Linked DNA regions of Homo sapiens: region 1 is linked to region 2. A link is a contact called in ENCODE Hi-C or POLR2A ChIA-PET data. All regions are on one chromosome and are shown on one strand. The core of a region is the stretch at or near the end of the contact, and the rest is flanking DNA. Distances in the headings are between cores, read along the strand shown. Region 1 overlaps DLGAP1 (DLG associated protein 1). Region 2 overlaps DLGAP1 (DLG associated protein 1).

The links. Hi-C counts contacts between places; a loop is a spot of excess contacts on that map. ChIA-PET counts read pairs that join two places held with the same protein, here RNA polymerase II (POLR2A). Pooled maps may share reads with other maps.
Region 1: a map of naive thymus-derived CD4-positive, alpha-beta T cell shows a loop between it and region 2 (2.8-fold over the local background). The contact joins two enhancer-like sites. A Hi-C loop is called at or near these places in 1 of 168 maps with a recorded cell type or tissue (naive thymus-derived CD4-positive, alpha-beta T cell) and 4 of 50 pooled maps. POLR2A ChIA-PET finds 5 or more read pairs at or near these places in 7 of 52 experiments (H1, K562, PC-9 and 4 more).

Annotation. Positions count from the first base shown.
Region 1 is chr18:3,491,074-3,497,584 of GRCh38, reverse strand. DLGAP1 (DLG associated protein 1) reads left to right here. Exons shown (of 13, transcript NM_004746.4): 13 at 1-1,553. Among named protein-coding and RNA genes, the nearest start is that of GAPLINC, 28 kb to the right of the region's middle. Within about 2 kb of position 4,049, at least 2 of the 41 ENCODE cell types and tissues checked have a DNase peak (open chromatin) inside an H3K27ac peak, as active enhancers do.
Region 2 is chr18:3,538,614-3,545,013 of GRCh38, reverse strand. All of the region lies in intron 9 of DLGAP1 (DLG associated protein 1), which reads left to right. Among named protein-coding and RNA genes, the nearest start is that of DLGAP1-AS1, 52 kb to the left of the region's middle. Within about 2 kb of position 3,618, at least 6 of the 41 ENCODE cell types and tissues checked have a DNase peak (open chromatin) inside an H3K27ac peak, as active enhancers do.

The DNA.
Region 1 (6,511 bases), core at 2,800-5,299, 48 kb after region 2:
AGCTTTTTAAAATAATACACTCTCATAGCCAGGTGCTAATTTAATTTTACTTATGAAATTAAGAGAGGTGATGGGTTCTAGCAACAGATATTTTCACGGACATATTCTAAAACCACTAGAGAATTCGCTACCTCTCAGAGCCATCGATGCTTTGAGCTACCTTTATAAACAGGGCACAAATGTTTACTGCTGTGGTTTACAAGAAAAGGGCTACTCACTTATTTTGAAACCAACGAACCAACTTTTAACTAGGGTGAACAAAGCACTCAAAGTGCTTTGTGAAATTGGAGCATACAGAGATTTTGAGCTTCAAGTATTTGCTAGTTTTAAAAAGAATACACCTTTTCTTTACCTTGTAGCAGCAATTAAAAGTCACACAAAGCTTGCATCGAGTAGGGCCAACTGCCACTTGGGTAGCCTATGGTCACATTCAATACTGAGAATGACTTGGAACTCACAGATTAATATGAAAGAAGCAGCGTTCATCCCAAGACCCATGCTCACAATTACAGCTCCGTGCCCTGAGGTAGAGTTGAGATTTGGATTAAGAAATAGATTTCTAATACGACTCAAGATCATCCTACAATATTTTCTTTGGAAACTAATTTAGCCCATGATATTTTAAAGAGAGACAAGAGAAGGCCTATTTATCTTGTCTAAGTGAACGGCATTTGTATATTCATAAGCTATTTTTGGTAAGAATTTTAAATCTTTTAGCTCAAGGCCTACAGGGCATCATGATCTTTGCCTTCCTTGAAAATACAATTTAAATTGTACAAACACTTTATAAAAAGCTAATTATTGGTGTTAGAACATGACCCCACACAATGCTGCTTGACCCCTGAAACTGACATTCATGAGCATAACCTTTGTTACATTGTTCTTTTTGATGTAATTTGTAGAAATGTTTTTTAGTTCGTAATGGAAAATGTATGTACCCTGAAAAATTACTTATTTTGTTTAACTTTGGTATAAAGGTGTTGGGCATTTTCTTGGGGAGGGGGGGATTACAAAAGAAGTTTGTCTCCCACATCAAAAAACGTTCAAAGAAATTAAGTATTTATTATATTTTTTGCAGATGTTTCCATACAATTCACATAACCTTTTTGTAAAGAGAGATGAAGAAATGGATTAAAGATTTTTAATATTTGAAATGGTAAATAGAACTAATTTATTGTAATATATTTCTGTTATTTATAGATGTTTCCTTAATGTTTTACTGTGCATTACCACTTTCATTTAAGCCTTATCCTTGTGAATTTACCATTTCTTTTTTAAAACATGTCTAGATGCATATTTTAAATAACTGGAATGTAAATCACTAGCATATCTGAATTCCCAAATGTAATTTTTAAAAATTATTTTGGTTTGGAAAAAAAAGATTCATTTGAAAGCCTTCAGATGGAGGGGTGGGAACATTTTTATGGCTTTATGAATTGGAATTTCATAGGCTTATTTACCTAGATTGTGTGTGAACAAAAAAATATTGTAAATAGATGAATGTTTCCCATAATGTAAAAAGAAGAAATTAATAAAATAATTAATGCACTGCTTTCAGGTCTGTGTGTTTTTACTAGAGTCCCACTTCTTCCAAAATATGCTTTATTGTCTTTTGACGGGAATACTTCTGCAATTAAGAAGCGTATCATTCTAACTTTCACTGTACAGCACGTGTGCTATTCGTTGTTGATGACGTAGGGAGAACTTACATCCTGTTTAAAGGGGTTTCAATACCGAAGAACTAAAAAGTCCTTTTACTCTGATAATCCCACTCGTGAAGTTTCAGTTCAGAAGCTGAGAATAACTGTCTATCTTATGAAGGAGTGATGAGCCTTTCAAATGTGCAAATTCATGTCAGTTTTACCTACTTTGATTTCTTTGCATACATTTCATCCACTTTGTTTCCTACACAACTCTCAAGTGTAGGGAAAATCAGAAAAATGCTTTGTGGCTTCCATTCCATCCTTGCAATAATGAAAAACTGTGCCTCACTGAGGTTTAGTGACTTGCCCAATGTGCCACAATGATTAAAAGACAGATCTGAGTCCAGAACCCAAGGCTTTATTGAGCTCCTTTAGTGCCGTCTCTGTCATTCTTGCCACATTTAAAATTGGTAATTATTTGCCATTGTCAATTTTATCTGGTTTTCATTTAGGTCATATTTGTAAACCTTACTTTATATAAAAAAATACAAATTTGGCCAGGCGCAGTGGCTCACGCCTGTAATCCCAGCACTTTGGGAGGCCGAGGTGGGTGAATCACCTGAGGTCAAAAATTTGAGACCAGCCCGGCCAACATGGTGAAACCGCGCCTCCACTAAAAATACAAAAATTAGCCAGGCATGGTGGCACATGCCTGTAATCCCAGCTACTCGGGAGGCTGAGTGAGGCAGGAGAAACGCTTGAACCCAAGAGGTGGAGGCTGCAGTGAGCTGGGATCGCACCACTGTACTCCAACCTGGGTGACAGAACGAGACTCTGTCTCAAAAAAAAAAAATACAAATTGACCCCCAAAAAGGGTAAATTAGAATTTTTTATGATGTGGACTTGCACTTATTTGTTGCCTGAAAATGCCACAACTCTAAAATTTGTTTCCACAGTGCTTTGTCCTAATCCCCACCAACTTTTCACCGACATGCAACAACCTTGGAAATTAGTAAGCACAGGAGCCACTTTTTCTGATTTTTGTACATAAGCAAGACCTATGCCAGTCACCAGAATAACACACTGTACTTTTGAAACTGCTTTGAAAGAGGAATGATCAGGTGACTGAATCTCTGTGAGGTTACAAAGGCCTCATCGCTTTGGTTCGTGCACTGACTATTCATGTAGTCTGAACCGTGATTACACTTTTTGCCTTTTCACAAATTAGTTCATCTGTTTCATCGGGGCTCTTTAAACATTTTAGCTAATCCCATAACAAAATGAGTCAGCTTTTGCATGTAGAAATCTGAATTTCAGTGAAGCCATTTCCCATATCACAGAGTCTACTCTCCAAAAAAAAAAAAAGTGTAATTTAGGTTTTATATAGAAATTGAACAAAATTGTTTGTTCCGAAAATGACTTTTCTTTTTATATCTTTGAAATCCACCCCTTGAGAATATAAACTGATTTTGCTTTAAATAAATGACATCTTAAAAATCAAAGCGTCTGAATGTGTTCATTCTCGAATGCCATTGATACTAAAGGGTGCTGAAATTTACCTTGGGTTTGCTCAATAGGTTGTTTGACTTGCAGCTGCTAAGCCAAGATCGAATCAACTCATTTTGCAAACAAACTAGTGGCCCTGTCTGAAAACCCTCTCTCAGCTCTAATTCAATTACCAGCGCAAGTTTACTTACAGTGACTGTAAGTCACTCATCCTCTCCCATAAAGCATAGAGATGGGAAATAGCGTGCTACCCCCTAGTCGTATGCTGTCCTCTGGGTTTGCTGCTGGTCCAGGAAGGCGTCATCAGAAAATCACAGGAATGTGAAGCTCCAGTGTGATTCCTGATTCCTGTGTCTCGACTTAGACAGCCAAGGGATTATTCCAATAGGTCTTCTTTGTAAATGAGCACAGGCCTCAACTTAGAGAAAATGGCTGAGAGCAAGCAAACATTTTCATAAATGCCAGCTCAAGCTCTACCACGCAGCTGATTGAACTGTTGCTATTCATGGGGCAGAATATTTTCACTAGTGCTGATTATGATTGCCACGTTCCCTCTTCACACTTCTTGTCTGTCTTCTTGAAGAAGTAGGTGCTAATTTCATCTGGAAACTTGATCGATAAATTAGTGTTATTAGCAAGCTTCTTTTGAGATCTCAATGAAGAGGTTCTTCAGTTGAAAAACTCTTCCTTTCACTTTGGAAAAGGGGAAGTCGGAGCAAATAGAGCCTGCGTTTTCTCTTCTGTTACTGAGGGGGAAAATGCATTCTTCCTGTTGACTCTACAAGGAGATTATAAGCAACAATTTCAGATTTCTGTAGTCTTAAATCCAGATGCTTTTACTGCTTGTGAGGACCAATGCTCTACAAATAAAAACCATTCCAGCATAGCTACCCTTCAGAGATTTGCATATATAGTTGTCAGTTGATGAACACTTCCTTCTTTCTCTGAGCAATTTCAATTATGAAAAGTAAGCAGGAACATTTAAGGAGCTGGAAGATACAATAGTTGTCCCCATAAGGTATTGTCGAAGAAACATCTCCCCAGGTTTCAATAAAAATATTCTACTCTGTGTGTGTGTGTGTGTGTGTGTGTGTGTGTGTGTGTGTCTTAGGGAATAAACACTTGCTATATGAAAATGTGTACTGCTATATGTGACATTTTTTAAAAATACCAGATTTGTCACACCATTTCCTTTCTAGAATAAAATCTAATATGCTTTATAACCTCAGCCAATATGATGTTTGTCTGTAATTCCCAAGTGAGAGAAGAAGCAAATTTCACAGACAGAACTTGAGCAAAAGTGAAAAGGGGATAGTTTAAATCATTTACCCTTAGATTCCTTTCCTGTTTGGTTTAATTTAACATATTTCTTGAGAAGCCCCTCCTCCTCAACATGCTCCTGGAAAAAAGTCCTGCTTCCTTTACTGAGGAGGGGTTTAACTTTTCTCTTCTCTGCAGCCTGGCCGCTGGCCGGAGCAATACCTGGGAGGTCTTGGTGAGCCTGGCACTTCCAACATTGAGTTTGGCAAACATGAAAACAACTCAAGGGCTCCTGAACTTTTCCTCAACATTAGTCAAGCAAGGAAATGAGTCTGGAATGACTGAAGAGGGATCCTTTCCAAGGAGCTGGTGCCTGTGTGTCTAGTTTTGAGTTAATGCACCAGGGATACCTTGACCAGCAGGTTGTTCAAAATGAAATCCAGGGCATCTTGCAGAGAGAGTGAAAACTGATCAATAGTTTGGAACATTGGAACAGTGGAGAGGGGTTGGCACAGGAAAATGGGGATTTCCAAAATGAATTCAAGTGAGGGTTAATCACTTCGTCAATAATGGTGATGTGGGGAATGATTATTTAGATAATTCTGGGTAATTCTGCAGACAAAGAAAGAAAGAAAGGAAAACACTCTACCAGGGAGGACCTAAGATGTTTTGGCATCAGCCTATTCAAGGACCATCAGTGGCTAAACTCATCATGTTCTCAAGGGCACTTCATTTGAAGATAGAGTGAGGCCAATGACCAACTATTCTTCTAGCAAAGACAACACATTAGAATTGAGTTAAATATTCAACTGAGAGAATTTGGGTTAAATATTAAAGAAATGCTTACCTAAAAGAAAATACCAGGTCTCAACAGCCATGAGAAACTCAATATACCTCCTGAGATAAGTCCTTCTGACAGAACCATGTCACCGGGAGGAGCCTCATTAAGAGGGCAGGTCTTCCATGCCTATTAAGTATTTGTCTGTTGGATGGTAGATGCATAAAAGACAGGGTTCCCTACTCCATGATCCCTGTTGGCTTCAGCCCAAAGTAGTGATTCCCCAGTAACTCCAGAGTCACAAAGACAGGGGGGAAAGTCCTCACATACTCCACTAGACACACCCAGGTGTCATTTTGATTATCACATTCTGGCTTGGTGTCAGATGGGAAAGCATTTCCATGAGCTTATAAGTTGGTTACAAATATTTCCAGCATTTCTCTTGAAAGCTTGACCCACTCTCTCACCAGCCTTAACATTTTGCCCAGCAGGTTCAAGGCCATTCTGTAAGTGGGTAAGAGCCTAGATTTGAAGCCAGACCACCTGGTTTGATCCCAGCTCTACCCTTTACCAGCTGTGTATTTTTGGCAAGTTAGTTCATCTCTCTGTGCCTCATTTCCCCCATTTGTACAATTAGGATGAAAATAGTACCCATTTCATAGGGTTTTTATAAGAATTAAATGAATTAATCTATGTAAAACTGTTAAAACAACCCAGGTACATGGTCAGCACTAAATAAATGTTAAATGTCATTATTATTATTATTATTATTATTACTATACATTTGTGCCCTGGCTGGACTGTTTCATGTGTATTCTGTAGCTCAATCCTTATGGTAACCCTGTGCTATGAGGTGGTCACTGCAAGTGAATTACAGAGCTCTTAGGGAGGCTCCCAAGGTTCCTGGCAAGTGACAGAGCTAGTATTTGAATTCAGTCTGACACCAGATCTTTTGTTCATACATGTGTGATACATGCAAGACAAAGCCATTTATTTGTTGTGTTCTTTTTGCTGATAAAAAGTACACATGAAAGTTTTAAAGACAACAAAAGGGTAGACAATGACAGGAGAGCCACTTTACACTCTAGTTGTTTGCTGTGATACTGAACATATTTGAACAGCTTATTGTATGTACACCCTGTATGTTTATTGTATGTATATCCTTCTACATTTATCTATGAATATGCAAATATGTATATAATTTTTTCCCACAAAATGGTAGCATGCTATACACATTCCCTTTACTGTTTGCCTTTTCTATTTTGTAATGTATTCTTCCATTGCAGAAAACTGTGATCTACCTTTTCTCTTTGATGGCTTCATA
Region 2 (6,400 bases), core at 2,369-4,868:
TACAGGCATGAGCCACTGTGCCTGGCCTCCATTTATTTTTTTAATGGAGAAATTAAAATGACTTTATTGTTGTATATATACAAAATAGAATTTAATAGAGGGCAAAATTTATTGAACTGTATACACTGCACCTGTAGTCTCAGCTACACAGGAGGTTGAGGTAGGAGGATCCCTTGAGACCAGGGAGGCAGAGGTTGCAGTGAGCTGAGATGGAGCCACTGCATTCCAGCCTAAGCGACAGTGCCAGACCTTGTCTCAAAAATAAATAAATAAATAAATAAATAAATAAATAAAAGCAAAGTACACATTTTTTTTTCCAAGTACACACAGAGCATTTAACAAGATAGACAATATTTTGGCCCAAAAAACAAGTTTCAATAAATTTTCAAGGGTTCAGGAAAAAGTACGTTGTCTGACCACAATGGAATTAAATAGAAATCAATAGCTAAAATATATTTGGAAAATCCCCAAATTTTTGGAGACTAGGTAACACACTTCTAAGTAGCCCATGGGTTAAAGAAAAAAATCAAAAGGGAAAATAGAAAGTATTTTAAACCTTTCTTATAGGGCATGACTGCTGGCGATGAATACTTTCAGCTTCTTTTTATTTATTTATTTATTTTTCTGAGATGGAGTCTCGCTTTTTCGCCCATGCTGGAGTGCAGTGGCACAATCTCAGCTCACCACAACCTCCACCTCCCGGATTCAAGCAATCTCGCGCCTCAGCCTCCCAAGTACCTGGGACTGCAAGCACATGCCACCACACCTGGCTAAGATTTGTGTTTTTAGTAGAGACAGGTTTCGCCATGTTGGCCAGGCTGGTCTTGAATTCCTGACCTCAGGTGATCCACCCACCTCAGCCTCCCCGGGTGTTGGGATTACAGGCGTGAGCCACCGTGCCCGGCCTACTTTCAGCTTCTGTGTATATAAAAAAGTCCTTATTTTGTCTTCATTTAAAAAAGATATTTTTGCCACATACAGCACTCTAGATTAATGGCTATGTTTTTGTTTGTTTGTTTGTTTGTTTTCTAAAGAGGAATAAAGATATCCCAGTCTTGGATAGTCATGCATTGAACAGTACTTAGGTGAATATGCTATTGGGACCCGTGCAGATCTCAGACCTTCACTCTGTGCAGTTCTCTCCTCTTCCATACACTGCCATGCAAATTCCAGCTGCCTTGTCCTCCTCGTACCCCTAGCAATGTCTCATTAGTCAGGGAGACTGCCGACTCCCCATGGGGACCACTCCCTGGAAACTCGCTCCAGTCAGTCAAAGGCCCCATTTGTTTCCCATATCTCAGTGATCACTGTTCTTCATTGTCTGATATCAAATGTCTTGGAAACAGTTGTTTCATATATTTTGCCAGGTTTTTAGTTGTTTCAGATAATATAGTAAGTTCAGTCATTCTTACTCCATCATTGCCATGCACAGAAGTCGTCCATATAGGTTTTATCTGGCCTATATGTAAGTAAGGCAAGCCCTGTTATTTAGCACTACTCTCTGGCTTTGAAGGTCTTGGAATGTATTGGAAAAATATTGGAGTCATGGGGCCGGATGAGGTGGCTCACACCTGTAATCCCAGCACTTTGGGAGGCCGAGGTGGGTGGATCACGAGGTCAGGAGATCGAGACCATCCTGGCTAACAGGGTGAAACCCCGTCTAAAAATACAAAAAAATAGCCAGGCGTGGTGGTGGGCGCCTGTAGTCCCATCTAAGGGGGAGGCTGAGGCAGGAGAATGGCGTGAACGCGGGAGGCGGAGCTTGCAGTGAGCCGAGATCACACCACTCCACTCCAGCCTGGGTGACAAAGCGAGACTCCGTCTCAAAAAAAAAAAAAAAAAAAAAATTGGAGTCATGGGAACAAAAGAGTATTCTAGTTTAGAGATCCAGATTGAAAGTCGCTTTACCTCTCTGTCTCTAAAATTTGGGAGTTGACTACTATTAACAACAATAACATTTTTTGGTGTAAGTTCTCTGATTCAACACCATCAGTGTTTCCTCAACTTTAGGGTTGTGTTACATATAGATAGAGACTCCTAGTTGAAGTTTAGGACCTATGTCCTGGATTTTGCCTTTCTGCTTATTACTATAGTTCCCAGGTAGCTATATTGCTGTCATAATCTCCACTTCAGAAACAAGAGATAAGTGTGAATAAGTGTGTGGTACAGGTTCTGGCTTCCTGCCTCCATTCCAACTCGGCTACGTTTCCTAAAGTGAGATATTTCTGATGTAATTTGTAATAATTTATAAAGCAATCATCGCCCATCTTCACAACTGAAAGTGTTAAGGGGAGGCAGAAACTTTGCAATTGTATACTCCTTAGTTCCTTACTGACAGTGTCAAACTGACAAGTGACAACTGTCATTCTTGGGGGTATGCAAAGAAGCTACTGGTCTCATAACAATGTTCTGGAAAGCGAATTCCAGGATGTTATTTTTCTGGTGTATGTATACTTAATATTTTCATCTGTGCCTTTACAAATGATTTATCCACTGTCTGAAATCTTTAGAGATCATCCAAGTGGAATTCAGTGTTGCTGCGAGAACTCTTTTCCTTCAGCATCCAGAAAATCAGAAGAGAACACTTTTCCTAGAAAAAGGGATGGCAAACTACTCTGTGGCCTCTTTTTCTGCCTCATCAACTCTCCAGCCTTATCAATTTTTAATAAACAGGTGAAATTGACTAATAGTGAATGTCTAGAGCAAGCTTTGTGTGTTCAGAGGTGTGTATACCTAAAGGGAAAGCCAGGATCTTTTCATTTACATCAGTGGGGTGGAAATGGGAGCAGATGCGTATTTTGATGATTTGCATAAAAGTTTCTGCTCTTTCTGATCTTCTGTTGGTGGAGCAACCTCCTTCTCTCCTAGTATACCTTTTATACATTACACATAACATTTAGACCTCCAGGACATACTTAATGTGAAAGAGAAAAAATGCTGGCATTAAATATGCCTGTGAATGGCACCTACCATTCCAGTAGATCTGTGAATGCACAGACTGAGTCAGAGGTGTTGAAGGAAAGCCCCGGTGACATATTATGAGAGCCACTCCTCGTCTCTAGAAACAAATGCCTCAGTGAATAGGACTGTTACCCCTTTTTTTTTTTCCACCAATATTGCCTCTGTTTCCATTTGCATTTCCAGAAGTGACCCAATTCTGAGTTTTTAAAATCTTCCTTGCTTCACACATCAAAGCTCACAGCCTTCGTAACTGGGTGGAACAAGCAAGTGGAAAGGTAGCATTGTTTTCTCTTATAGCACAATGTCAGCTACTATAAAAGATCTCTTTTGATCGCAAGGGACTTAAATATGTAAACTTTAGGGCTTGTAGTGATTTGTGCCTTTTCAACTAAGCAGGATATTAAAACATAAAGCCAAAATTGAGGCAACATCTGACAGCCAGTTCAGGGACCACAGACTTGGAAAGACCTTTGGCAATCAAAAAACATTGCTTCTTTGTCAACCCAGGAGCTTTGGATCAGTCCCCACTCTTCAAAGTTTCCTTGGAGTACCTCACAGCCCAGTACCCACCCTTGAAATTGCACTTGAAAAGTAATCTCTTTTCTTTGCCAAGTTAACAATATCATGACCTAGCCAAATAGTTCCTTACTGTACACCTGAGTTTTAAAGGCGTGGCATTCAGGCGTTTCAAATTTCAAAAGCCTGAAACTTGGCATAACTCCTGATAAGCCTCACAGCTTCCTTTTTTCTTTTCTTTTCCTTTTCTTTCCCTTCTTCTTTCTTTCTGCCATCCCTCCCTCCTTCTCTTTCTCTCTCTCTTTCTTCCTTTTTATGTATTTTTCAAAATAACTTAGTGTGCAGAAAGAAAACCATCGGACTTACAAGCCTACAGCCTCCATTTGACAAGACTCAGTAAAACATAATTGTTAGTGAGACTGCTCATGCTTTGTTAGTTACCTCGGGTCAGTAGCCAAGGAGTGACCTAACCTTCCAGTTGCGGAGGTAAAGCAGTTCCTTCTGGGGGCACATTCAGTTCAAGGATGTTTTGTTGAGACTCCTAACCAGGGTTCCTATAGTGACAGCCCATCAAAGGTATTAGCACCTGCCCAGCTGGTGCTAAAAAGAGGCTGGCAGCATGCTGGGCCCTCTCAGAAGTTACCAGATGACAACACGTCCACTCTCATTATTTTCTATTTCCTCCCTTTATTTTATTTGAGAAAAACATCACAATTATTTGGGGTAGAGAAAATTTTTTTATAGAAAGCCTATCCTATTTTCCTTTACTTTAAAGACATCTTCAAGCATGATGTATTTAAGCAAAGGAATGATGAACATAGAGGATTTGAAATAACAGATGGATGTTTGTCTTGAGATAGTTTTAAAATCTGGTGATAGGACAGTGCTAACCGTATATAAATGGAGGGTAGGAGGGTTCCTCCCACCTGAATTTTTGCACAAGGGATGCTTATGCCTGCGCCCTCCCATGCATGATTCTAATTTGGAAGCTGATCCAAATTAGTAAACCTAAGTAAACCTCTTTTGGGGGAGCTTGAATTTTTTTTTTTTTTTTTTTTTTTTTTTTTGACACAGGGCCTCACTCTGTTGCCCAAACTGGAGTGCAGTGGTGCAATCTCGGCTTACTGCAGCCTCTGCCTCCCGGGTTCTTCAAGCCATTCTCGTGCCTTAGCCTCCCGAGTAGCTGGGACTATAGCCACGTACCACCATGTCAGGCTAATTTTTGTATTTTTAGTGGAGACGGGATTTTGCCATGTTGCCCAGGCTGGTCTCGAACTCCTGGCCTCAAGTGATCTGCCCGCCTTGGCTTCCCGAAGTGCTGGGACTACAGACGTGAGCCACTGCACCCAGCCAAGCTTGAATTCTTGATCTCGGTCTCCTCACGCCCGTGCCTTATTTTGATCTGTCTTTTATTTTATGTAATGAGACATCTTGGTTTTTACATCAGTGAAAGGGTGCCATTTCATAAAATACCAAGATGGTTGCACTTTCTAGGAGTAGCATTTCAGATCCCACATATATTCAGCCTTGACAGAAGGCTTAGTTTAAAATGTCTAAAGGCATGTACAAAGAAAGAAAGAATAGCAGAGTGCTAGCATTGCTCTCTTTGAAACTGGACTTAGCCTTGAAAAGCAGCCATTATGTGAATGAGAGGGATAAAGACGCTAAGCAGAGGCCAGGGGATTCTATGATGGAAAGACTAAGCTACTCTCCTAAAAATAAGTTCATGACTTGAGTCTCATCAGTTGAGTGTCTTGTAGTTCCAAAGCATGGATGTCATAAAGATAATGACTGTGCTTAGTTTTTGTGCACAATTTCTTTTGTTTAACTGCAACTCTATCAGACAGGGGGACAAGAATGGAACCTCTTCAGTTTACCCATATATGTTTTGATTTGTAACTTGCTGTACAGAAAAGTTGTAGGAAGTGGGAGAGGGTAGAAACTCCTCTAGTTAGAAATATAAACTTGTTTCATAGAAGGAACATAAAGCAACAGCAGAAGTGAATGCTAACAAGTGACTTTCTTCTGGCTATTCAGAACAGACAGAGTATTGTGTTCCATACTGGTTGATCCAGTCTTTGCTTTCATGGTTTTCTGCTTCTTGGGCCAGAATATTGGCCAGCATTTTTCAGAAGTTGTAATTATTACACACTGTGCCTGCAGGGGCATGAAGAGCCAAGGAAGCTTCAAGATTGAAAACTGTGGGTTGGGAAACAGCAAGCCACTGGGTTCAGCTTTTGGGTTGATATCATCAACGAGGAACTGATCAATTCTTTCAAAAAATAAAGAAATTAATCTAGGGACCTCATTTTGTGTTCCTATCAAAATTGCAGAAAAACAATAACAACTTGACTGCACTCTTCACCCAAAAGGAACTTTGCTTATGAAAGACATAAATCATTTTGTAGAGCAGAACATTCTTTGAAAGCTCTGAGTAGAAGAAAGCACTTGCTTAAGGAACTTAATTGATAGAAACTAGCAGGTTGGACAGGGCTGCCTGAGTTCAAAGGCGCCGCTTTTAATCCCAAACCATTTTAATTTTACTTAACTTTTCTTTCTGAGTGACTACACTGCAAACTGCAAACTTCTATTAATCTACTGCCAAGTAATTTTTCTAAGAAGGTGGATCCTTTGCAAGATCCATAGCCAGGAGATGGCTGTTAGGAATGCGGGTAGTACAGTTCTGTGTAGATAAAAACAGAGGCACAGGAAAGTAGGTCATTCTGTTTTATATGTGGAACAGATTCTGGCTGTGGCAGTTTGCTCTGATTGAAAACAATGAGGGACTAGTACTTCTTTAAGTTTGGAAATGTAATGCCTCTGGCAATACAGGATCTTGGAGCGTGGAGGCTAATGTTTTCATAGTTGGGATTTCATGTTAGCAGAACAGCCAAAATGTCAACTGTTTGCAAGGAGAGTCATC